Regions from separate parts of the Mus musculus genome. Here region 2 is linked to region 1. The links are chromatin loops, found by intact Hi-C in ENCODE. Cell type or tissue: heart. All regions are shown on one strand. Each heading gives the region's core, and the rest is flanking DNA. Links, peaks and the distances in the headings are about the cores only.

Region 1 (12,882 bases), core at 1,785-9,784:
TGGGATGGAGGGAGCTGATAGAGTAAGTGTGGCAGCAGAAGCACAGTGCGGGGATACCACACTCCTCTCACCCTCTGCTGTGTCTTGAATTGTGTATTCCTACCTATTCTTGGCATTAACTAAGCCTCGCTTTACATTTATAATTTGAAAGACTGTTGACTCCTCTCTTACTGAGCATTTTTGTTGTTGTTTTATGTTCAGAGGTTGTGAGATAAAATTTAAAAGCTGAACTATTTTAGGACTAATGCTGTATGTGTTTTTACACAAATATTTAGGGCTTATATAAATTAATTAGAATAGTTGGATACTGCTCAGGAACTGAGTTGAACTGTCTGCACTCTGGATGAATTATACGTTGTAGGAAATAGTAGCTTTGTACAGACTTTTGCTTCAGATGCTCCGACTGGAAAATGGTTTACTAACTTTCCTTTGTATGTTTTTCTTACTGCCCCGTTCTTACTGGCTGAAACCAATCCTGTTCAAACTGGACTCTGCAGTTTACAAGATTCCTTTGCAGCTCACCATTGGAGGTAAGAGATTGCTCTCCAGTTTTTTGGTTGTTTTCTTTTTCCTTCCAGACAGGGTTTCTCTGTGTAGCCCTGGCTGTCCTGGAACTCACTCTGTAGACCAGGCTGGCCTCAAACTCTGAAATCCGCCTCCCGAGTGCTGGGATTAAAGGTGTGTGCCACCACGCCTGGCCCACTCTCCAGTTTTCAAATTAGCATTGCCAATAGAATAACTCTGCATGGCTCTTTTCTCAGGTACTTATTTGATTAAAGTTTAGGAGGGATTGTTTTAAAACAGTAGTAAGTTTTTCAGTAATAGTAGCGGGTTGAACATAGCCTTTTTGTTTTTGTAGCATCTGGTCATGCTGTTTTAGATACATTTTATTTCTTAGTAATGATGGAGAACTCAGCCCTAGACTTTATTTCTGTGAACCCTGTGTTGCATTGTTCCTGCTTAAGTCACTAGCATGCCTCAGCAGAGCTGGATGGGCACAGCTGTCATCAAGGAAGCTTCACCTGCATAAGAGACTGGAGGAACGGAGGACCTGCCTGGCACTGAGCATTCCGTAGAACACAGGCACTGTTCCTGAGGCTTCCTTTGCTTCTCATTTAGTCTCCATTCTGCTTCTCATGTGGAACTCAGAAAGGAATAAACTGGGAGGTTAAGAAAATGTCACCGGATGTTCAGAGAACCAGAGTCATGTGAGCTGTGGTTGCAGAAAACCTTGTCGATGATTGTGGAGACTTAGAAAAAGCAAAGTGCTGTTGAATATAATAGAGGCTGGGATTGGAGTCTTTCCAGATTTAAGATGTATATTTTCTTACTAGCCACATGACACTAGAAATCAAAACTTCCCTGAGCCATCTGTTGAAACAAGGCAACATATTTGTGAACAGAATTATATTGTTCAAATCCTGTAATTTTTTTTATTCTCCTCTTAAGCTGGACTTAGCCCTTCACACTCCAATTTATTTAGTTTTGTTTTTGTCTTAGCTTTGTCTCTTTCTTTGCTTCTGTTGTTTGTTTCACTTAAGGGCCCCCTTTCTCAGTTCCCAGATTCTTAAATCATACTCCTTTTCAGGGTTGAACTGTAGCCTTATATCTTTCTTCTTTTTCTTTATTTTATTTATATGAGTACACTGTAGCTGTCTTCAGACACACCAGAAGAGGGCCTTAGGTCCCATTACAGATGGTGGTGAGTCACCATGTGGTTGCTGGAAATTGAACTCAGGACCTCTGGAGGAGCAGACAGTGCTCTTAACCGCCGAGCCATCTTTCTAGCCCCTAGCCTTATATTCTGAGACTGTCTCTGATTGCATCACACATTGAGAGTTGTTCCTTTTTCTGTTCTATGATGTTGTATTCATTTGATTACTGAAGCTGTTCTTTTTTTTTTTTCTGAGTCTTATTTTTTTTAATTTATTTTTTTATTAGGTATTTTCCTCATTTACATTTTCAATGCTATCCCAAAAGTCCCCCATACCCACCCCCCCAATCCCCTACCCACCCACTCCCCCTTTTTGGCCCTGGGGTTCCCCTGTACTGGGGCATATAAAGTTTGCAAGTCCAATGGGCCTCTCTTTGCAGTGATGGCTGACTAGGCCATCTTTTGATACATATGCAGCTAGAGTCAAGAGCTCCGGGGTACTGGTTAGTTCATAATGTTGTTCCACCTATAGGGTTGCAGTTCCCTTTAGCTCCTTGGTTACTTTCTTTAGCTCCTCCATTGGGGGCCCTGTGATCCATCCAATAGCTGACTGTGAGCTGTTCTTCTTAGTGATGGGTGATGACCTATGACCAGTTTGAATCATCACCAGCGGAAGTGGACCATATCAGAGAAGCTGGTTTGGTCACATTTTCTAATCCCTCAGTCTTAAGATGGAAGCAAAGAGTGACAGTGAAAGGGTGCTGGGCTCTGAGTTGAGAGGGATGTGAGGGGCCTGTGGGCAAGTTAAGTTCTCTGGCCTGCTGCTTTCCAATCTGAAAATGGGAGGAACACAAGGTTATTATAATTAAATAAAGTGATTTGTGGTCAGCACCGAGCATAGTACAGGAAACATAAAATTTTAAATAATATAGTAGAAACATGAAATCACGAGACTCTTGGAGACAGTTTACATTCTGTTATCTGCCAAAGTTGAGAAAGTACTTTCTGACCGTAGAAGTGAGAAGTATCAGACAGAAAAGGCTAGAAAATTTTGTTTGGCTGTATAACGAGACTTAATTTTGTACATGAAAATAAATGTAGTTAAAGGTAATTTAGGGCTTAGAAAGATGGATCACTCGCTGCTCTTACAGAGGACCTGAGTAAGTTTCCTAGCATTTGCTTAGTGGCTCACAACTATTTATAACTCCATTTCCAGGTAATCCAACACCCGCTTCTGTTTTCTTTGGGCAACAGATGTGCATGAAGTACACATCCATAGAAGTACACAAATGTACTCTTTTTTTTTTTTTAATTATTTATTATATGTAAGTACACTGTAGCTGTCTTCAGACACTCCAGAAGAGGGCGCCAGATATTGTTAAGGATGGTTGTGAGCTACCATGTGCTTGCTGGGATTTGAACTCAGGACCTCTGGAAGAGCAGTCAGTGCTCTTAACCGCTGAGCCATCTCTCCAGCCCCACAAATGTACTCTTATACACACAAATGAATAAATTTTTGAAAACTAAGGCAGTGTAGGAAAACTAAAAGGGTTATTTAATATTTTAGAATCAATAAAAATCTTGGATATTTTGAATAAAATTATGTTAAATGTTATAAATAGTTGATAAAATAAGTACAAGTGATAAATGATAATGTAATTATGTTTAGTAATATGAGAAATGTAGCTTAAAACACTTATGTTAGGTAGAGTTGCTTCCATGTATAGGATTTTAGAAAGGATGCTGAAGTTGAAGATCCACATCCCAGGTCAGTTAACACTTAGATCATTAGTGGTTCTCAACCTCCTCTTCCTCTTCCTCCTCATCCTCTTCTTCCTCCTCCTCTTCCCTCCTCCTCCTCCTCCTCCTCCTCCTTCTTCTTCTCCTTTTTTTCTTTTTTTGTTTTGTGACAGAGTTTCTCTGTGTATCCCTGGTTCTTTTTTTTTTTTTAAAGATTTATTTATATGTGAGTATACTGTAGGTGTCTTCAGACACACCAGAAGAGGGCATCAGATCCCATTACAGATGGTTGTGAGCCACCATGTGGTTGTTGGGAATTGAACTCAGAATCTCTGGAGAGCAGTCAATGCTCTTAACCATTGAGCCATCTCTGCAGCCCACTCAGCTGTTAAAGGCTAGGCTCACATCCAAAATATAAGAGATTTCAACCTTCTTAATGCTGTGATACTCTACGCAGTTCCTCATGTTGTGGTGACCTCAACCATAAAATTATTTCATTGCTACTTCATAACTGTAATTTTGCTGCTGTTATGAGTCAAATGTAAATGCTGATATGCAGGATGTCTGATAATGTGAACCCCGTGAAAGGATCATTTGATCCTCAAAGGTGTCACAACCCCAGGTTAGGAATTGCTGATTTAGATGATATTGACCATTTGCAAAAATGCTTTTAAATGGGTCTCACCAATTAATTTCTCTTTAATGTAAGTTCAGTGAGAAGAGGACCTTGTTTCTCCATGTTTATATTATAGTAGGTACTGCGTAAGTAAATACTTTTTTGAATGGGTTGATGGATGGATGGGTGGATAGATGGAGAGATGACTGAATGAAGTTGGTGTACTGAGTGAGGTTAGATGAATGAGGTTAGTTATTCATAACTTGACAGTACTCATCTGACAGCAAATGAAGTTTACTGTTTGTATTTTAATATACTTAGCTCTCTTGTCTTCTCAGCTTGACCGAGCCTACTTGAGACCAGAAGCTCTGTCTTTTTACCTTTGGATGTTATTAGTTGCAGAAAGGGCTTGGAGTTTACCTACTACCCTACAGTGGACCAACCACTGAAGGTCTTTAAATCCCTGGTCACTACTCTGGTTAAATACTGGCTGAGTATATGGAACCTGCAGCCTTTGATGGAAAGTGTGAAGGAAGAGCATCATCACCAGAATTGAGTGACAGCTTGTTAGTATTTTCTGTTTTCTTTTCTTGGTGATTTGGAGATGTCTAGCTTCTTGGCAAAGTTGATTTCTAAGACAAATTTTTATTAGGCTTATGGGTATACAGGAGAAAGATGAAATAATTAAAAATCATCACCCCGCCCACGATTCTCTGGTAGTAAATACCTTGAGGGTTTCTCTTGATAGTCCATTAGCTTGGAATTCCACAGATGCTGCCCTTCGAATGGCAGCCATCCCCAAATCTCCTTCAGTAGCTTTGAGCTCAGTCAGGGTTTGGTTCTATTTCACTACACTGTCTGAGAGGCAATCCTAAGCAAGGCAAGAGAATGCTGGAAGCCTCTCTTCTACATGGTTAATTTTACTGTTAAGCTTATGTTTTAACCAGAGATAGGCACTTTCCTAATTTTAAAAAACAAGAATAATTCCAGCAAAGACAGTAAAATGTAGGAGACTTGAAGTTCACATAGCCAACCTTAAGCTTCACTTTGTCCATAAGAAGTCATGTGAGTGAGCCAGGTCCCTTTGTTGTAAGTCCTAGCCATTTAACTGCCACATGAATCTAATGAAATTGTCAGGTTATAGTAATTACGTCAGTAATCTGATATGTTGTCATTTGAATGGACCATGTGTGTAGAGTCAGTTACTTCTCTCTGTGGGATTAACCCTTTTCACTCATGAAGACCAATTGCAGTCATTAAGCTTTATGGGAAAAGACCTTTTATCATGTTGTCAAGCTAGACAGTGCATTTCTATTATAGTTCTAATTTTGTGTGATTGTGTGTAGCTGCTGATGAACATTTACCTGCTAGGTTTAGGGGACTTCTGACTTAGAGATATTTCTGAGTCTGAGTTACATGTTGTGTGGCACCGCTTACAGATGTCTTCAGTTAAGTGCAGGTAAATAAATGGGACTCTGTATCAGAGGTCAAGAGATTCCTGACTTTCTCTTCAGAGTCAGACTCTGCCAGCCAGTGCAGTAGATTGTGGTCTCCTTGTCATGTTTAGAGAACAGAGGAAGCTGCAGCACAAGTTAACACACACTTGGGCATCTCTTCAAGTATGTCCTTCTGATTCTTCATTTCAGATTCAAGTCCTCTCTCTTAGGAGTTATAATACTTACTGAGAAGCTAGCATCTGTAACATGCAGGACTGTGCTTATCACATTCTTTATATTCTCACAGAGTATCTACCTCTCATGATGAAAGTTGAGCGCAGACGGGTAGATCAGACTAGCTAGGAGCTGAGAACCACATCTCACAATATGAGTCAGGAAAAGCAAGGTGGGAAGGAGACAGAATGACACAGTTGTGAGATGCTCACATTCAAGATTCTCACACGAAGGAAGCGGGTAATTAGAGATAGATTTACTGAACTTGAGAGCAGGGTTTATGAGCCTTACCACTTCACTTGGTTGGGAGGTGCTGTGTGGCTCTGATCACTGTTGGAAAGTTAGCTGCACCTCTTGCTGCTGCCCACTAGATGCCAGTAGCACTCTTCACCATGATAAGCACAGTCCTGTAGATGATGACAGACTGCCAAAAGTTCCAAAGAGGCAAAATTGTTCCCTTGTGAAAATCATTATGAGATGTGTATTATGTGTATTACAGAGAGATAATGTGAATGATCCAATAGTGAAGATAAGATACAGTAGTAGATTGTTTTCAGTTCATTAAAGATTTTAAAAAGTAGAAAAAGTCAAATAAGGTAACTGGAACAAAAATAAAAAACTGTAAGACCAATGGCAAGATGGCCCTCTTAAGTCCAATTATTTATTACATTAAATATAAAAGCCTAAATCAAACTTGGCTGCATGGGAAATTTTATTTTTGCATTGTTTCAAACTTTTTTGAGTATACATAGCTATTGCATTATACTTAAAAATTTCAGAGTTTTGTTCTAGTTAAATTTCAATAGCCATATGTGGCCAGTGGTTATGTTGTTTTACACTGTAGGACTACATACTCCATTTAAAAATTAGAGATTGTCAGACTGGATAAAAGAATAAAAAGCAAGCTCTACACTTAAATATGAAGATACGGATGGCTTACAGGTAAGAGGCTGCAGTAAGTTATTCCCATGAATATTTATCGTAAGAACATTGGATGGGCTGTCTTTAAATCAAACAAAGTAGTCTTTGTCTGATAGAAACTGAAGACAGAAAGATGCTTCATAATGAAACAAAAAATCAAGTGTATTCTAAAATGCAATCATTAAAAATAACACCTTCAAAGTAAAAATAAAAACTAAAAGAAGTGAAGGAGAAGGAGAAATTGTCAAATCAGTGACACTTAAACATTTTAGGACAATTTCTTGATACTTTGAGAGGACATTTAGATGAAGTTAGAGATAATTTAGAAGGCTTGAACAATGTGCTCACAGTTTTACTTAATTGGTGTCTATCAATACTATACTCCTCAGTGACAAAAAGCCACGTTTGAAGTCAAGCAAGTCATAAACTACAGATAGCATGGCTCATTTGTAAAGCATTCCTGCTTTAACTGGCTTCCCAGCTGTTCCTCTTTGTTTTTTTGTTTCTCCCAGTACTAGAGATTGGATTCAGGGCATGGAATAGCCCAGGCAAGTACTCTGCTACTGAACTACATCTCCTTCACTGCCCCCCTTTAAAATTTAAGTTAGCATACAAAGTGATGGGCTTCATTGTGATATTTCAAATCGGTACATTTTCAAGTACACCACGCCAGAGCATATTCTGGAGTATTTTACAAAGTTCACTAAATTGAAGAGGATGGAGAATGTAATTAAATTGGCATCAAGAACCAGCAGAATACAATAGCACTCTAATAACAGCAGTAGAACCTAGTTAAATGTGGGTAAGTTACTCAATGTTGTGCTTCTCCAGGGGAGACAGAGGTCTAGAAAACACCAGAGAAACAGTCTGTTGATATTCATTTGGGAAATGGAAGTTAAAACCAGAGAAAAATCACCATGAACTCATTAAATGAATAGAATCAAACGACAGAGAGAGATTGGCACAATGTAGAGAAATTAGAACTCTCTTATTTTGATGATAGGAAAACAAAATGTAGAGCCGTAGTTCAGTTGTTTTTCAAAATATCATATTTAACGTTATAATTTCAAAACTTCTTTTGATTATGCCTAAGTGAAATAAAAATATGTATCCACATAAATAATCATACATGAATGATTATACCAGCATTATTCATAATAGCCAGAAGCCAGAAAGAATTTTACTTCTGTCAGCTGGTGAATGGTCATTGCAATCAGAAGGAGCAGGGATGATCTTAGAGAGACTGTAATAGATGACATGAGTCAGACGCAGACTCTGCTGTGTTTTCCTCTCTGTGACTTATCAGTATTGAAATTGATATGCTTTAATTAATATTTTAGCATTATTTTATTAATCCTCATAATATTAGCTAACAAGCCATGAATAAAAGCTTTCAAACCATTTTTCAAGATTTTTTGAATGGCGAACTGCTTGGCTTTCTGAAGAGACTTAGGCAAACACTCTGGGAGGACCCAGGGACTTCACTTCTCTTATGTCAGCATAATAGTGTGAGGCAGCTTCCTGTGGTAAGGTATTGCTAACGGCCAGAATTTGGAAAGAGAAGTGGTGGGAGGGAGAGAATTGAAAGAAGCCATGGAGACATGAAGGGAAGGGGCTGAGCTGTTAAGCTGGAGTTTGGATAATTTCCCTAAGTGTGGAGTACCCTGAGGAGCAGATGTGCTGAGAGCTGGCATGAGTTGGAGCGCTGTGGAGATGGCCAGCCAGTGAACTGGTGGGAGCAAAGCTTTACCTGGTTTAGTCTATTACTTAGGCCCAGCTTTATTTGAAGAGGTAAAGCAGGAAGCAGGAGGGACCTAGTGAAAACATAGTTATTTGTAGGTGATGGCCAGCAGTCTGTTGGTGATAATGATAATCAGAAGAGGAAGACAGGGCTGTGGCTTGAACCACTGGGCCAAACCAGAGAGGAGCAGGGTTTTGTTTCTTGTAGCTGTATATGTAAGGAAAGAATCCTATAGTTTCAGATTGTGTCCCATACACTTGACTTGGGAGTGTTATTACTCAAAGGCACCAATTAGAAATCTGGAACAAAAGCACTAGATTGTCCTTTGATAGCTGTTCCCTTCCCTTGCATCTAAGGCCTGTTGGGCAGTTCTGGCTCGGGCAGAGCTGCCAGTAAGGCCCAACAGTTGAACTGAAGACATCCTTTCTTGTCTTGAGTTTGCTGTGGTGAGTACAATGCAAGCATCTTGCATATGTGGCCAGACAGTTCTCCTGAAGCTGATTGGTCAGGAGGTTGACGTTCCTCAGTTAGGTTTTGGGCATCACGTGATTGTTGAGACAGTAGAAATTGGAGATGTGTATTGCTTTGTGAAATGAAATGACAGTCACTGAAGTCTTCCTTTATAGGACCCCAGGGTGACTAAAATGTAAAAGTGGATTTTGAGACTAAAGAAAGCACGCTTAAAGTAGAAATTCAAACACTGAATAGAAAAAAGCCACAGATTTGTCTTGTTCAAGATTTTTCTGCACACACTTGAGTTAGTTTGGGGATCTTAAAAGTTCAAGCTATTTTCTTGCTGGGTTAGCTAGCTTTCCTTCAGCGAGTAGAACTATTCATCATTCCTCCCAAGACCTTCTTAGCTGTGTTCAAAATTAGGGTCATCTTCCCTGACAGTTTTCATTGCCCATTAGTTGTGCGTGAATGCTTCAGAAAAACCTTGAATAGTAAATCCTGGGGTGGATTAGTCTCCATGGGGACATCAGTCTTGTTTGATCTCGGCATTCATTGAGTTCTCAGTCTGCTATGTCACCATGGAATATGTGTTCCTGTAAGAAGGGCTGTAAGAGCAGGAGTTGCCGGTTGAACAGCAGTGAAGGAAGCTCAGACCAGTCACTGAGCAGTCCAAGGTTGGGTCGTAGTGCTCAGTAAACACTGTTTAGTTGGGAGAGTCCACGTTTGGACTTCTATTACTTTTGGTATACCGTTTGGAAAGAGCCTTACTTTGTAAAGTCTTTTTATTGAGAGAGTCAGGATTTAAAATACACAAAAATCAGATTAAGGCAAAGCACTTAGTATTAACAATTTAATTTTAAAAGAAAATCTGTATGTTCAATAGTAATAGTAGCTCTTTTCTTTCTGTATATATTTATTAAAACCATTTGTGGTAAGTCCTTTATCATAAATTTTAAATCCAGTGATAGTGCTTATAAATATAAGAAGGTAATACTTTTTTTTTAAATTAAAAATTTCATGCCAGTGGATTTATCTAGAGAGTCACCTTAGTTATGTATACTTACTTGAATTCTTAAAATTGCTTCTAAGCTGTTAGTTCCTATAAGGAGCTTGTTTTCTGCTTGATTATCTCTATACATCAGCTTCACAGAGCTCATACTTGAATGCAATTTAATATCACCTGGATGTGGGGAATCATTATAGAAATAAAAGTAAAAGCTTTTCTGATTATGAACAGACATGTAAAAACTCTTCAGTTCTGAAACTTTAGCAGTATGTCAAACACAGTGGTTTCAGATAACAAAGAACTGTTTTATTAATTAAAGTTACAAATACACAAATAAAAATAGCGAAAACCCCAGATTTTCCATTTTTGGTTTTTCAGAAGAAAATAACTCTTCATCGTCCAGCAGAGACATGTCGTCAGATCCAGCACATAGTACAGTAGTGGGGATATAGTCCTGGTCCTGAGAATGGTAATGCAGACCCAGTAAAGAGGAAGGCACAGAGCAAAGAACAAGCAGTGGCAGCGCTGCATGGGAGCCCCATTAGGATGCTTGGACCAGGGTGCTTGACTGAGTGCTTCTTCTGTATCCCCCATCCAGTGAGCTTACCTGAGCTTCTCATGCAATGACCTTTAGGGCTCTTAACTATAGGTTTTTAAAAGATAAAACAATAATCTTACCCAGACAGTGTAAACGCATGTCTGACTTAATCGACCTGTTATTTGCTATAAAACCAGTAAACATGAAAATTGTTTCAAAGAGCATTTGTATATAATTTAATGAAGTAGGTGATTGAGATTTGATTGCTAGTAGATTAAAGCAACTACTAATTATCTAACATTAGGTAGTATTCATTCCCGTCAAAAAAACTCTACAGGTTAACCTCTGTCCCTGCAGAGCCGTAAAATAACATATTCAGAAGAAAACCAGCAGTAGGTTTTTGCGTCCTAGAAGAACAGGCTGGGAGAGGTGGCTTTGGGTGGCTTTGGAAGGAGGAGGTTCTGTTCTCTGAAGTCTTTACCCTCCTCATCTTTACCCCTTTGGAAAATCCTCTCAACCGACTTCCTCTCTGCTAATTACTCTGAGCCTAGCTTGTCTTGGGGCATCACGGAGGCCCAGGAAGGCAGTTGGGCGAGGAGACAGGTGGGTTTGTTAGGATAAATAAGCACTCATTTGGGGACAGTTTGGCTGGAAGTGAGACCTGGCCTATTAATATTCATGTCATCTCTACATGGTGCTTTGGAAACGGAAACTGCACTGCATAGCTCGTTAATCACCAAAGCTTAGCCATCTTTCCTCGGAATTCAAGGTGAATTTTTTTGTATAGCTGAGGGGAGCTTTATTTGTGTGTGTGTGTGTGTTATCAGCTAAATCCTTGAAACAGAAGATCTTGTGAAATTTTTCTGATTTTTTTCCTTTGTACAACCTAAACTGCAAGCTGCAGACTTGGAAAGAAGCATTAAGTATTGCTAACCCCATCCCTGACAGACTTACAGGGAAATAAAAGGTAGCAGTTGTAGTTTACATGACCTTGCTCTTCAGGGCCCTCTGTGTAATTGTGTAAACACCAGGTCTTTGGGAATGGGCCATTCAGACTGAACACAAGTTGGCCCAAGTTTGCTTATTGGTCTCCTTTCATTTGTATCTTACCATTTGTTTCTCAAAACTGAAATAGAAGGCAAGTCCTGTTTTTTGTTTGATTTTTTTTTTAACCTTAAAGTTTGTAGGCTCCTTGTATTTTAAAGACAGAAAAATGTGGCTTATGCCTTGTTGCGTGTGCCAGAGCGTCCTCAAGACCAGTGCTGTCTCACAGTGCCGAGATGCCGTTAGCCTTCCTGACTCTCTTTCTCTTGAGTGGACAGACTGTTTTCTAGAGGCTCCTTGATGTTAGCAGGTTAAATGCACAGGCAGACATGAGACTCAGGTTGTCTTCTGATACAGGTTTGAAAAAAATGCAGAACCATGTAACTGTTCTCTGGTATTGTTTTTTTGTTTTGTTGTTTTTTTGTTTTGTTTTGTTTTGACTTGTTTTATCTCAGAAAGTGCAGTATCTTTTTTTTCCCCTATCACAGACTGAATGAAACATATTGAACTTACTGTTATTTTTAAATGAATTATTAGATATATTTTTAAAAATCTCACTTTTGATAAATTGGTAAATATCTGTAAATGTATTCTATTAGACAAAAACTCTTGGGAGTTCTCTATACTTTTCTAAGTAAAAAGGGGTTTTGAGACCTGTTAGCTTACATGATGTCCTTGGCTTTAAGGTAAATAGCCCTTTACTTTTTTTCTCAAATAGTGTGCTTTCCCTATGTAATATGTAATTTTTTCTCCCATTGTCTTCGTGACAGTTGATCAGTGTTGACAAAAGGCCTTAACTAAAGAGATTTAAGACTGTGTTGGCCACACATTAATGAAGTGGCATTCTCAAGTCACTAAGCATTGGTGACATGGGTGCTTCCTTAGCAAGGGCTTCTGAGCTTCTTGAAGAAAGGGAGCTTTTATTCTCAGACTTAGCTCTTTCTGATCTCAGTGAAATGATGGTGGAAGAGGAGAGCCAGGCATGTCCAACCTTTTGATGTTGTGACATGATGATGTCACCTACAGAGTTCACACTAGAGAACCTTGCAATTGAATTAGAGAAAAAAAAACAAACGAAAGAAAATAGCACCAGGCCTATTTTATGCATATCTTGTGTTCCCTTGGATTCAGGGCAGAATATCTATGTAAATTTGATATTTTTCTACATACGTTTCTCTGTTCTTTTATTATTCTTCAATGATACATAGTAGTATGGGTACATGGATTTGATACTTGGAGTTATAGATCACTTTTATTTTGTTGCTTAAAATAGCATAGTAATAAATTATCTCTCTTGGTTAACTCCTCTGCTCCTTTGAGTGGATCAGTTGCTTGAGTACTGACACTGGAATCCAATGAGCCCATTTGTGTATTTGCTGCCCAATCCTAAAGTCTCAATCACTTCTCCTAGCACTGGTTTCTTTGATTGCAGAAAATGTACCAAGATCTTGGCAGTCGGGTGTGCTCATTTCTCCTTGGGTGTTTCTTTTAGGTCCTCC
Region 2 (12,882 bases), core at 3,157-11,156, 86 kb after region 1:
TAAAAAAAAATTAGGGCTGGAGAGATGGCTCAGTGGTTAAGAGCACTGACTGCTCTTCCAGAGGTTCTGAGTTCAATTCCCAGCAACCACATGGTGGTTCACAAGCATCTGTAATGGGATCTGATGCCCTCTTCTGGTGTGTCTGAAGACAGCTACAGTGTACTCATATAAAACTAACAAGCAAGTCTTAAGAAAAAATTAAGATACATTCTTCCCCTTTTAGTAAATTTAGTTTTAGTGTTTGAAATATCTTACATAGGATTTTTGTTGTTTAGATTTAAGGTTTCAGTATTAGCAATATGGGCTGTACTAAAATAAGTTTGGGGCTGGAACAATGAGTCAGTGGTTAAAAGTACTTGTTGCTCTTACAGGATACCCCAGTTTGGTTCCTAGCACCCACATGGTGGCTCACAACCATCCATAACTCCAGATCCTGGGGATTTGACATCCTCTTCTGACTTCTGCAGGCACACAGGTGGTGCATATACATTGAGGCAAAACATTTGAACACATTAAATAAGTAAATTTTTAAAGAAACTAAATAATTGTGCCTTTCTTGAGGATGATCATAAACTGCCACAGGCCACGAAGCCTGACAGACAGAGTGATGCTCAGTTCCAGACATGTAGGCAGGTCTGGAGTCTGAGTCTGAGGTTGGGTGGTCTCCCTTCCTCTCTGTGTGTTGGGCAGACAGACAGTACGTGGGCACATTCTCTGTTTCTGCCATCTGAGGCATACTGTTCTTCTCTTTCCTGAAATTGGTCCACAGTGAGTTGTCCTGGGTTTGATGCTGCTTTAGAGCAACAGCTTCTGAGGAAGATGAAGCTTGGAATGTTTGTGGCTTAGTTACAAATTCCATGTCCGACCTTATGTGGTAGGTCATGGCCACACTTACATTGTATGAGATGTTCTGGGTCTGGTTTTGGTGCATAAAAAGCATAGTGAGTTTCATTCACACATTGGCTTGGGTTCCTTTCCCAGGTCTCTTTACAAGTATACAGGTATTCCAAAATCCACCATCTGAAACCCTCGTACACTAAGCATCTTTGTTTGGTTGGATTGTGTTTTTTGGGAAGAGTCTTGCTGTGTATCCCAGACTGGCTTAGAATTCTCTATGTAGCCGAGGTGGCTTTTAGCTTATGATCCTCCCACCTCTCACTCCCAAGTACTAGGATCACAGTGTACTCCACCCCGCTCAATTCATCCTGAGTTTTTTGAGTCAGAGACTCATAGACCTGCACTGGTCTTTCAGAAACTACCACTTTCTGTTCTTTGCCTTCATTCTCTTCTGTGCTGCTATCTTTAACCAGTCCCTCACTGGTAGACTTTTGGGGTGTGTGGTCTCCAGACACTGTTGTGAGCCCATGCACACAGAAGCATTTTTGCCGATGTTGCCCTGATTAAGAGCAGGACTTAAATACTTAAGAAAACCCTGTTGCTTAAGGTTCATTTAGACCAGTTTTCACTTGGGATTTCTGTAGAAGGATTCCACAATGTTTAGGGACTCCTAAAATCCTTCTCTGGTAGTTCCAGTATGAAATCAGCTATAGGTAGCATGGTTCAGTGGTTTGAATGGGTATTCACGTTAATAGATATAGTGTAACCCTCTCTCCGGATTAGAACTAGCAATGAGTCCAGTAATAGGAGTCTAGAGGAATGTTGGCTTAAACATTATTTTATGTAACTAATCATAGGCAGCTTAGGTGGCGTGACAGTTTGTTCATGAAGTCAGAGGTTGGTTCCCGCCCCCCACTAAACCAAAGGTAAGCTCCCAGCCAGAAATTAGGGATCCTGCCCCTGTGTTGGTACATGTAGAGACTACAGCCTGAATGAAGGCACAGATGAATTTGTTCTCTCTGAAAGGCTCTTGCAGTCTCAGAGAACCCTACTTGTGCTAAGCAGAACTGAGTCAAAGGCCATAGCCCCTTCAGGGAAGGCAGGGGCACAGGTGTTCTTCTAGGTTGTTCTATGCCTTGATACAGGCCATGAGCTCTTGTACATGGACGCTGAGAAAGCTCAACAGCAGTAGCCATAGCATTTTGTGCTGTGTTTTCTATGGAAGCTGTGAGAATCTGCCCTTTGCCCTCCACAAAAGCCAGGCTTCTTTCTGCCTGCTAAATTGGCTGTATGTTTCCATACTGAGCCAAAGCCACAGGTACATTGTATAAGATAACTAGAGAGTTACTGGAGACTTATGTGGACTCTAGGAATATTCTGGAGCATCGTAGATGCCGCTGCATTTCTGAAAATCAGAAAGGTAAGAGTATGGTAGAGTGGTTTTCAGTTGAATGCAATTCTTTGATTACTCTGTTTTGGCTAGTATATTGGGTAATGCTTATTGCTGTTGTGGGAAATATAAAAAAGAAAAAGAACCGGCTCGTTCCCATGCTTTTACCAGCAACTCTCTGCCCCAGTGGCCTGGCCAGCCCCATGCACTAGTGGGCAGTGACTGACCTGTTCTTATTTTGGGGAGACACTCTGGCCTTGAGTTCCAGAAATGTCTCTACCCAGTTTGCTAAGTTCCCACTGGCAGGTCACTACTACGCCAACCCTGTGCTTCAAATCCCCCGTGTCCTTTGTGGTGCGCCTCAGGCAAAACCCACGATTTGCCACCATCGTATCTTTCTCTCTTGAACTGGAACGAGCCACTGCGTGAAGGAAAACAAAACACAAACTTGGTTCAGAAACAGTCGTTGGGGGCAGCAGCTAAAATCCTAGTCTTTTTTGTTTGTTTGTTTGTTTTTCAAGACAGGGTTTCTCTGTATAGCCCTGGCTGTCCTGGAACTCACTCTGTAGACCAGGCTGGCCTCAAACTCAGAAATCCACCTGCCTCTGCCTCCCGAGTGCTGGGATATAAAGGCGTGCCTGGCTTCCCTAAAATCCTGATCTTGAAAGCCTCATTACATCTAGCTATATCTTGTTCTTACGCTATTCCCCTTCAAAAAACAAAAAAAAAAAAAAAAGACCTAACTCTCTTCTACTTCCTCTCTTCCTCTGTCCAAACTGGACATCCCTCCTACTTGCCCAGTGATTGGCTCCTTTATTCATTAGGCAATTGATCCACTAGAAGACATCTGAGTATGTGACTCACTCCTTGTCTGCAGCTCCTCCCAGGAGAGTGGAATTAGCATCAAAATACAAACAGCACCAGACCCATCCACAGCATTGCCTCTCACTAAAATCCTTCTGTTAGTTCTTATGAATGTGCCCTTGAGCACACTGCATGACAGGACCTCCTAGTCCATCATGTTTCTGATCACACAGTTCAACATTGCATGTGTGTCTGGTCTTTGACCCTTATTTGTTTCTTTGCAGAGGATGAAGGACGCAGTAAGGAACTTGACCGACTAAGGGTGTTTCACAGACGATCTGCCATGCCTTACGGTGTTTATAAGAATCACCAAGAAGACCCAAGTGAGGAGGCTGGTGTGCTGGAGTATGCAAACCTCGTAGGACAGAAGTGCTCGGAGAGGATGCTGCTGTTCAGACACTGAAGGCCTGCACCTCAGCCCAGCGCCAGCCTGGCATCTCTTGCCACAGTCCCACCTGCTTCTCGGCTCCTGCAGCCATTCACCAAGTACATTCGTAGAGCTTTTTAAAAATATTTTGTGGAATTGTATTTATGAGAATCTTGTGGTTAATATAAAGATTTTAAAATATTCTATGACCTAGCCCTTTAATTGGGACTTGTCCTTTGCAGCTTGCTTCTGGAGCAAGGTGTGCTTCATGTCTCCAGTGAATATTTAGGGAAGGAAAATGAAGAAGTCAATATAAGTCATTTTGTCACAGTTACTGTTCTGTGCTGGAGAAATTCTGACACAGAGACTGTTCTTTTAGACCAATGGTTCTTAACCTGTGGGCTCACCACACTCACAGGCCGAATGTTAGATAGCCTGTGTGAGATCAACTCATAATAACTCATAATCGTAGCAAAATTACAGTTATGAAGTAGCAACAAAATAATTTTATGGTTTGGGGTGGGATCACCACAACGTGAGGAAATGTATTAAAGGATGGCAGTATTAGGAAGGTAGAGAAAGAACCACTGGCTAAGACCCATGCAAGACATTAGCTTATGCTGGGAAATTCAGATGGGCTTAAAGGTGAAGAGCACATTCCATCCCAGGAAATGTGCCTTTCCCACAAACCAGAACCCTGTTACTCTGCTTGATAGTAAACCTGCCAGTGTTGTAGTGTATAATAGACAACAGGAACTGTAAACATTGCAAACATCAGGTGTTCACTTTGGGTGTCTGTCCAGGACTGTCCTGCCTATGTCTGTTGTCTTGGCATAATTGTTTTCCTTGTCACTAGTGTTCCCTTGTGCCCCAGAGTTATCTCTGTTTGGATGATAAAATATGCAGTGATCTTAGTGGTGTTTGTTCTATTTCTACAAATATAAGAAACAACTTTCTAAAGAAACGTCGTAACTCCTGCTTGATCTGAGGCTTATCCAAAGAAAATAGCTTCCTACTTTCCATTCTCTGGAACTCAGACGCTTTTTTGTGGTTAGTGATAGAAGTGATTATTATCTAGTCCCGTAGCTATGCACAGCCGTAGTGGAGTTGGTGGGGCCTCTAGCCTCTGCATTCCTCTTCTAGTTGTGGGTCAGAGAGTAGGCGCTGCCATGGTACTTCAGAATGGAGACCAGCCATTCACTTTCATTCTTGTGCTGTTGGGCCTTCTGCTTGTTCACCAAATGCCTGCTGTCAAGGAGGCAGGCAGCCAGCTACTTCGTGAGGCACATCAGACCTGGTGAGGAGAGGCTTCCCTCAGGTGCTCGGGAAGCTGGATGCACAGGTTAGCCCTTTGTTTGAACTTGTTCTCAGCTAGCCCCTTCTAGAAGTGCTTCCAAGCCTGGCCTTGGAGCTGCTGAGAGCACCTATCCCACAGTGAGGGTAGGGTTGTTACTTTATTTCTTTTCATAAAAATCACTCCAATGGGAAGCACCTGGAACGCTAAGAAATTAAAAGTCGTTTGAAATCCTCCCAGGCATAGAGAAAGGAGCATTATGGAAACCCACAAATCTCTTGTCCACCCCAAATAAAACTGTGCATTCCTTGCTATGTAGTTGCCCTCGGTGAATGTGTGTGAGATTGAAGATTGCAGAAGATGTGATAGGTAATCTCAGTATTCTTCAGTAGGATGGGATCACATATATGACCTTGGCATTGGGCAGCCAGGCATATCCTGGTAGGTGGTATAGCCATGCTACCAGAGGGGTTTGTTTTTGGGAGGGGGCGGGGGGTCAGCCCAACATCTTACCCTAGCTCTGAGTTTCTCCTGCAGAGAATAGAGGAAAATGGCTCACTGTCCCTGTTTCTAGACTGATGCGCCTAACCTAGGGTGGCCCTACTGAGGCTTCAGAGCGTCTTGGGCATGAAAACTCTCTCTTCAGCTCAGTTGCTTTGTATTCATTCTTTCCTCCCTCCTCCCTCTATCCTCTCCTCAATACAGTTTTTTTCGACTAGTATGAAACCTTAGGGTTCTAGATGTTGTCGAAGATGTGTCCTTGGGTGGGACTGAGGAGATAGCCCAGTTAGTACAGTGCCTGAGTTCAGTTCTCTAGAGCCCATGTAAAATGTTGGGTCTGGTAGTGTGTGTTTGAAATGCAGGCACTGGGGATTCAGTAGAGGAGTACCTCTTGGGCCCACTGGCCACTGGCCTAGCCACTGGGCATCGAGCCACTGAGAGACCCTGTCTAAATGGAGTTGGACAGCATTTATGAGAACATTAGGGGCTTGCTAATATTTTGAGCTCTTGAGTGAGTGTCCATCACAGCTCGGTTAGGACAGTCAAGAAAGTATCCCAACTTGGCATTTTTGTAAAGTCTCGCTGAGGCGGCTGATTCTGTCAGTGATTTTCATGTAAATAAAGATGCGTGCAAGCCTTTCAGGGACAGTGTCTGACTTCTCCAGGTAGGAAGGTCTGTGTGTTCCATCTCCTTCTTAGTGTCCCCTTCTGAGTTCAGGTAGAGTCACACCTTCCTCCATGCCTACAGCGTAGGGCTCATTTTGATTCTCAGTGTACCATCTTTATTTAAATTATTTTCAGTTCTCTGAGACTTTTGTTACTTTTATTACAGGTAATCTGAGCACTTTTATATTCTAAGATAGAAACTATATTATCAGATGAATATAGTCACTCAATTAAAATTATTTAGATAAAATTATTGTTTATGTTTTCTTTCAAGCAATCTATCCTATTTTTATCCATTTGCAAATGCCAGTTTTGTGTGGTTTCTTAGCATATCAAAATTATTATGTAGAAGAATGTTTCTAGCTTTCTGAACAGCAAATAGTTTGGTGTGTAAATATTGTATTATTTCAGTGTGAATAAAGGTGAGAGAGAATATGAACATTTAACCAAAGTGATTCTACTGTGGCTGACTTAAAAGAACGGAAGGAAGTGAGTGGGGATTTGACACGTTTGAATTACGAGTTATTCAGTGTGCGTTCCTCTCCTACGGGAACCACTGGCCAGAAGGCAAAGTAAGTCTGACTGCATTGGAGATTTTCGTTCTTGTAAAAAAGCCCAAAATAAAAATACTAACAATAAAGCTGTGTCGGCCGTGGTTCTTGTCATTCATTACGTACTAGCAGGTAGGTGCAGCACCACATCTGCCTGTGATCCTAACTGTTGGGATATAGAGCAGGAATGGTCAGTCAGTGTCATCTACAGGTGCACACACGCACGCACACATACATCCTTGAATACATTACACCTGTAAAAAGCATTTAGAAAATGTTGACTATATAAACTATAAACTTTGATTGTCAATAATCAGCTGTAGGCCATCTGGTTATGTCAGAGTATGGGTGACTTCCTCTCTAGAGGACAAAATAAATCTCCATTTAAGCAAAATGTGTAGAATTTCACAAAAATTAGGATGAACTTTTTTATTTTATCCTGAGGGATTTCCAGAGATCTTAAGGCCACAGTATACTGACTTCACAGTTGTATAGGTGGTATACACTTACCAGGGTTTTGCCTTTCCTTGTGATAACGAGGATCGTCGTTAATTGGTGATAAAATGAACCTTATTTTCAAGAAAATTAAGTATTACTTTTAATTTTTCTCCAGACAGAATGGTTATGGTTTTATTATTTTTCTGATTTGAAAGTGACCGTGTTTGCCGGCTGTGGTGTACGTGCCTGTAATCCTAGCACTCAGGAGGCAGAAGCAGGTAGATCTCTGATTTTGAGGCCAGCCTGGTCTACAAATTAAATTCCAAAATAGAAAGTCACTTCTCATCACTTTCTGCTGTTCACATTTTGGTATATATTCTTTCAGACTTATTTTCTACCATATATGTATATGTGTGTGTGTGTATACATAGATGCACTTAAACATACACTAATTTTTTCTTAAAGAAAAGTGAAATCATACCATGAATATGGTTTCATGCTTTTTCATCATTTTACTTTGAGTGTATTAAAATAGAATGGTCTTGAACTAGAGAGATAGCTCAGAAATGAAGAGCACTGGCTCCTCTTCTAAGGTCCTGAGTTTATTTCCCAGCAAACACATAGTGGCTCACAACCATTTATAATGAGATCTGGTGCCCTCTTCTGGTGTGTAGATATACATGCAGGCAGAACTTTCTATAATAAATAATTGAATAAATAAATATATACATATTTAAAAGAAACTAGAAAGGTCTTAATGCTTCCATTGTATTCCAGTGTGCATTTTATCCTAATGCTTGCATAGTATCTCAGTGTGTACTTACATTTAGAGAAGAAGGCTACACATACCCCTGAGCCCACTTCATGCGTAACAGGAATTATAAATAACAGCATTACCAGGGGTTTTTTGTTTGTTTTTGGTTTTTTTTTTTGGGCAACTAATTATTATTTGTTATGTTTTCTTTTTTTTTTTTTTTTTTTTTTTTTTTTTTTTTTTTTTTTTTTTTTTTTTTTTTTTTTTTTTTTTTATTTATTTATTTATTTATTTATTTATTTATTCTATGTAAGTACACCTTAGCTGTCTTTAGACACCCCAGAAGAGGGAGTCAGATCTCGTTACGGATGGTTGTGAGCCACCATGTGGTTGCTGGGATTTGAACTCAGGATCTTCGGAAGAGCAGTCGGGTGCTCTTACCTGCTGAGCCATCTCATCAGCCCCTATGTTTTCTTTTTAAGAAAACCCAAGCTTTGTTTTTAGAATGTACAATAACGAGCATTCTATACACGTTATTCAGACATGATAAATAATCCAAAAGGAACATTATTTATCTGTGTGGTCCTAGGGATCAAACCCTACACATACCAGCCAAGCAAGCATTCTACCCTTGAGCTCCACAGAGAGGAAGGCCCCTCCAGCCTTGTGAGCGTATCAACATGTAATTAGTGTGAGCAATGTAGTTCTTCTTACTGCATCAAATTGCCTAAGTGAAATAAAAGGCTTTGCAATATTTATTCACTGATGGTTGTGTGTATGTCTGGGATGTGTTGTGAGTATATTCATCCCTTTACCCTTTGCAGCATTTGGGGCTTAGACTATCCATGTCCCTCTGGGAATTCTATACAGTATTGAAAGCCTTAGCTTCGCTGTGCTGACTTAGAAGGTGAGACCTGTGGCAGGATCACAAGGGCAGAGGTCTTGTAAGTTTATCTGGTCCCCTTGTAAAGCCCCGTCTCCCATCACAGGACGATAAAGCAAGCTAGTGTCTGTGACTAGATAGTGTGTTCACATCAGACTCAAAGTCTCCCAGCACCAGGATCTTCAACTTCCCAAGAAGTTCCTCCTGAACTCAGGAATGAATTCCTTTTGTCTCACGCCCCCAATCTGTGCCTTGTTATAACAACCCCAACAGACACCTGCTACCATTATTTCTATCCCTCATTCCCTAACTGTCTTTGCCTCTTTACCCAAAGCTTCGGAAAAATAAGCTTTGAAAGATTATTGTCTCTCTTCTCATTGTTTACTAGATATTTATGCTACTGTGTTTAAGTTTGTATGCCTCTAATATTCCAACTGAATGCCTTAACTTAAAGGCCTAAGTTTATTTTAAAGCATTAAGGTTCTGAATTCTTTCAGAAATCAAAAAGTCTGTAAGTGGTGTTTACAGAAAGGAATGAATAGCCATGCTACTATTATTAAGTTCAACTTTGTGTTTAGTACATTGGCTATCTTGATTGAGATTTAACCTGAGTGAATTTGCACTTTCTGTCTGGTCAGTGCCTATATTATCTTTGCTCCCATTTAGAAACTATTGTCCGTTGACTATTTCAGTGAAGCCAAGAGCTAAAGTTGCCAATATACTGCCTCCCAAATTACGAGGTTTAAAAACTTTTTTTTAATTTTTGGTGAATTTCACTTATCACCCAGTCTCATTCATTTCCCAGGCTTTCCATATCCGCCCTCCACCCTTGTAATCCCTTCCCCCACTCATCCCACCATGGAAGCTCTTGTTACATGGTGTGTCCCACAGATACCAAAGGCATATATTTTTTCACATCCTGCTTTAATAGAGGTTCAACCTCTCCTCTAGTCCACCACCTACCAGTGGTAATGAAAAGAAAGTTTATTAGGATATGGGGGGAAGTGGACCTGTTTAGAAATAGTTCTTTTGGGGGAGATTTCCTCGGTCCATTCCACTAGCAAACACCAAACATGAATCAGCAGCTCTAGTCCAGTCTGTTCAGCAACCACCACGCACGAATCAGCAGCTGCAGACCTCAGCAGACACCACACAGGACTGCAGGGGCAGTTCAGTCCTGAAGAAACGGCAAGGCTCGCCAACTGTCCCGAGTCCACTGTAGAAGCCGCAAGATGCCACAGGAACCACACGAGAAGTTCTTTGGTGAGTTTCTTTGGTGAAGTTCAGCAGTTCGGTGTAAGGTGAACCAATGCATGTGTGTTGTCAGCGAAGACTAGCGAGGCAGAGCCAAGTGAACCAATACTCGAGCTCCCACTGTCAGGGGGGCGGGGTCATATTTATACTTTCTAAGCATCATGTATCCTTTTATGTGTCTGCTTCAGCAAAACATTCTTTCATGTGTCTGCTTTAGCAAAATATTCTTTCACCTGTCTGCCCCAGCAAAACATCATTATAACCTGAGTATTCAAAGAAACCAGCAATTTCCATTTTAGTATACCCTTTTGTTCAAACATCTTTACTTAGAAATCTTTTTTTGCAATGAGTCATTGGTCTGGTTCAAGGCCTCTGACTTCTGCAACGTTATCCATACTGGACCCTCACTGAGACTCATGCTATCCTGCTGTTGCTCAGAGTCATGGACCAACCCCTTCACTCGCTACAGCAGCTCAGAAGCTGGTAGATGTTGGATAGACTAGCTCAAAGCCCAGGATTTGGGCCTGCGTAGTAGCTGAGTTGATTAGCCTGCCAGCTCTCCTGTGCTGTCCAGGTGAAGGGTGGGACAGCTCTCCTGAGTGGCTGGTGAGGGGCGAGGCTAGCTCATCACAGTGCTCAGATATCAGCATGGCCTCAGGCATCGACCAGACAGAGGCAGCTACACGGGCTTTGCTGGTAACACTGGTCTCCGGTATAAACACATGCTATGCCTGCAATAGGACTGTGGACTCAGACATGGCCTTTGGCAGAAGCATGGGCATAGATGTCACCATGGTCTCATGTGGCAGCACAGACTACTCAGATCAGTCTCCTTGGCATCAGCATGTCCCCTGGATATCAACATGGTCTCAGGCAGCAGCCCAGACCACAGACAACTGAATGCACCTTGGTGGCAACATGTTCTACAGACATCAACATGGACCCTGTTGCCATAGAGCCAGAGGCCCGGCCATGGCTCTTGGCAGCATCCGGGACCTGGACATCATAATGGCCTCAGGCACAGGCACAGGCACAGGCTCCTCAGACCCACCTGTTGTTCCTCACCACCATTGCATCTCCAGTTCCTCCTCGCTCCACAGCACACAAACCACTTGGCTTCACACTTTCTCCTATCTACTGCACACTCCATCTTCCTCTTTCTTCATCACATGTTCACTCATCACTGTGGCATCTGCCTCAGGGCTGGGGCAGGTACATGGGTCAAATTCTGAGTTTTAGGAAAGCATTATTGGGGGTTGGGGAGGGGCATGTGAAAGTGAGAACACGAGAGAGAGCAGGCGTGTAAGTTTGGGCTCATGTACCATGGTGTGGAGGTCAGAAGACAACTTTCAGGAGGTCAGTCTATCTTTCCACCTTGTTCATGAGGCAGAGTCTTTGTTTCTGCCCTGCTGAGAGTATTGGAGGCTTTTGGGCAAGCCTTCTATCTCTGCTTTCCATCTCTCTGTAGGAATACTGGGATTACAGAGATGTACCTCCAAATCTGCCTCTTACATAGGAGCTGGGGGTGACTCAGCTCATTAGGCTTGCTCAGGAAGCAGTTCCAGCCACTAATCCATCTTGCTACCCGCAAGACTATTAGGGTTTTAAGAGCCTCAGAATAGCTTGGTTTTCTCCACACATCTCTTGACTTGCAATATGAAGAATCAATGCCAAGTAAATGTTTTCAACATGGGTCTAGCTAACCACTGTGACAAGACATTTGTGACACTCAGGAGGGAGTGTTGTATCCTCCACAGAGACAGAGGCACCCTTCACTTGTCTGGCGTGCATATAGCAGACTCTTTGTGACTAGCACAAATATTTTCTTGTTTGAGGATCAAAGGACGATTAAAGTTTGATTAAATGCAGTATGAGAAAGTAGCTTGAAATTTTTATTTTAATGTTGCAGGCTTTAGGCATTCACTGCAAGAAAGGGCATAAATGCAATCTTATATTATTTGACTGTATGAATTAAGATTGAATTTTCTCTGAACTTTAATTTTTGTGCTTGTCAGTCTGAGCCAGGGTTTTAAAGTCATTTAACAATGTAGGCCTTGAAAAAAAAATTAGCGTTAAGTGAGAACTCATGAATTCTTCATGAGGTCCAATTCATCACACTTTGTTAATTCACTACTCAGTAAGCCTGAATAGCATCTCAACTAAGGGAGCTTTTTGACCATGAAACAAAACCATCCCAGTCGTCTCAGTCATACATACAGGATTCCACGTGTCCGTCCACTGTCTTCTCAGACATGGAGAGATGGCCAGACTGAAGAGCTGTTTTACTAACCTGAGTGTGCATGCGTGTGTGCGTGTGTGTGTGTGTGTGTGTGTGTACACGTGTGTGTGTTTGTGTGAGTGCGTGTGTGTGTGCATGTGTGTGGGTGTGTGTGGGTGTGTGTGTAGGGGGTGTTTGGAGGTCAGAAGAGGATATTGAATGTCCTGCTTTCTTGCCATTCTCTTCACTCCTTTTGAGACAGAATCTCTCACTGAACCAGGAGCTAGGCAGTGTCACAGCTACCCTGTGTGTGAACCTGTAGTTTCTGGGTTCCATGGAGTTGTCTCCAGTTCCTGGTGTTCACAACTGTAGCAGGATGTATAGTGAAGCAATGCACAGAGATAGGACTTTTTAAAAGAAAAGCTTGAATTGCTCAGATCGTTTACACATCACTACTAGTGCATTTCCATTTTAAAATAGTTTATCTTGCTCAGTTTCCAGTACTCAGAGAAGGTGGCTCACTGTATCTGCAGCTCTGGCTCCAGGACACCCAGCACCATTTCTGGACTCCAAGGTACCTGCACACACAGCTGCACATACCTACACACAGACAACACATGGCTACGGGTCATTTTGTAATTAATTAAATGAATAGTCTGCCTTACATTTCCTTCCAGGTTTTTAAAGGTTCTAATTAAGTGTTTATTTTAATCAGGTGTGAATGTCTTTGCAAATGTATCTATTTTTCTGCCATATAGCAATAAAAATACTTTCACCAGTCTCCCCAAAAAAGTTTACTGAGATTTGCAGAAGAGAAGTGGAAAAAAACTCCTGTTCCCTCTGGACTGTTTAATATGCAGCTGCC

What was found. A loop is a pair of places that touch in the nucleus more often than their neighbours do. Peaks named below come from ENCODE experiments on the same cell type or tissue, not always from the same donor. Only the 100,000 strongest peaks of a DNase experiment are listed, where the experiment ranks them.
Region 2: it touches region 1 in a loop (2.4-fold over the local background); 7 of 42 quality-filtered maps call a loop at or near these places.

The regions. Positions count from the first base shown.
Region 1 is chr7:130,469,331-130,482,212 of GRCm38, reverse strand. It overlaps Ate1 (arginyltransferase 1), which reads left to right. Exons shown (of 12, transcript NM_013799.3): 8 at 498-530. Among named protein-coding and RNA genes, the nearest start is that of Ate1, 44 kb to the left of the region's middle. In heart, for the core only: CTCF peaks have their summits at 3,016 (motif pointing right) and 6,051 (motif pointing right); no DNase peak of the experiment used is centred there.
Region 2 is chr7:130,385,170-130,398,051 of GRCm38, reverse strand. Ate1 (arginyltransferase 1) reads left to right here. Exons shown (of 12, transcript NM_013799.3): 12 at 3,316-6,559. The coding sequence ends at 3,494. It overlaps Gm33771 (a long non-coding RNA gene), which reads left to right and starts at 8,073. Exons shown (of 3, transcript XR_378532.3): 1 at 8,073-12,882. In heart, for the core only: a CTCF peak has its summit at 7,583 (motif pointing left); no DNase peak of the experiment used is centred there.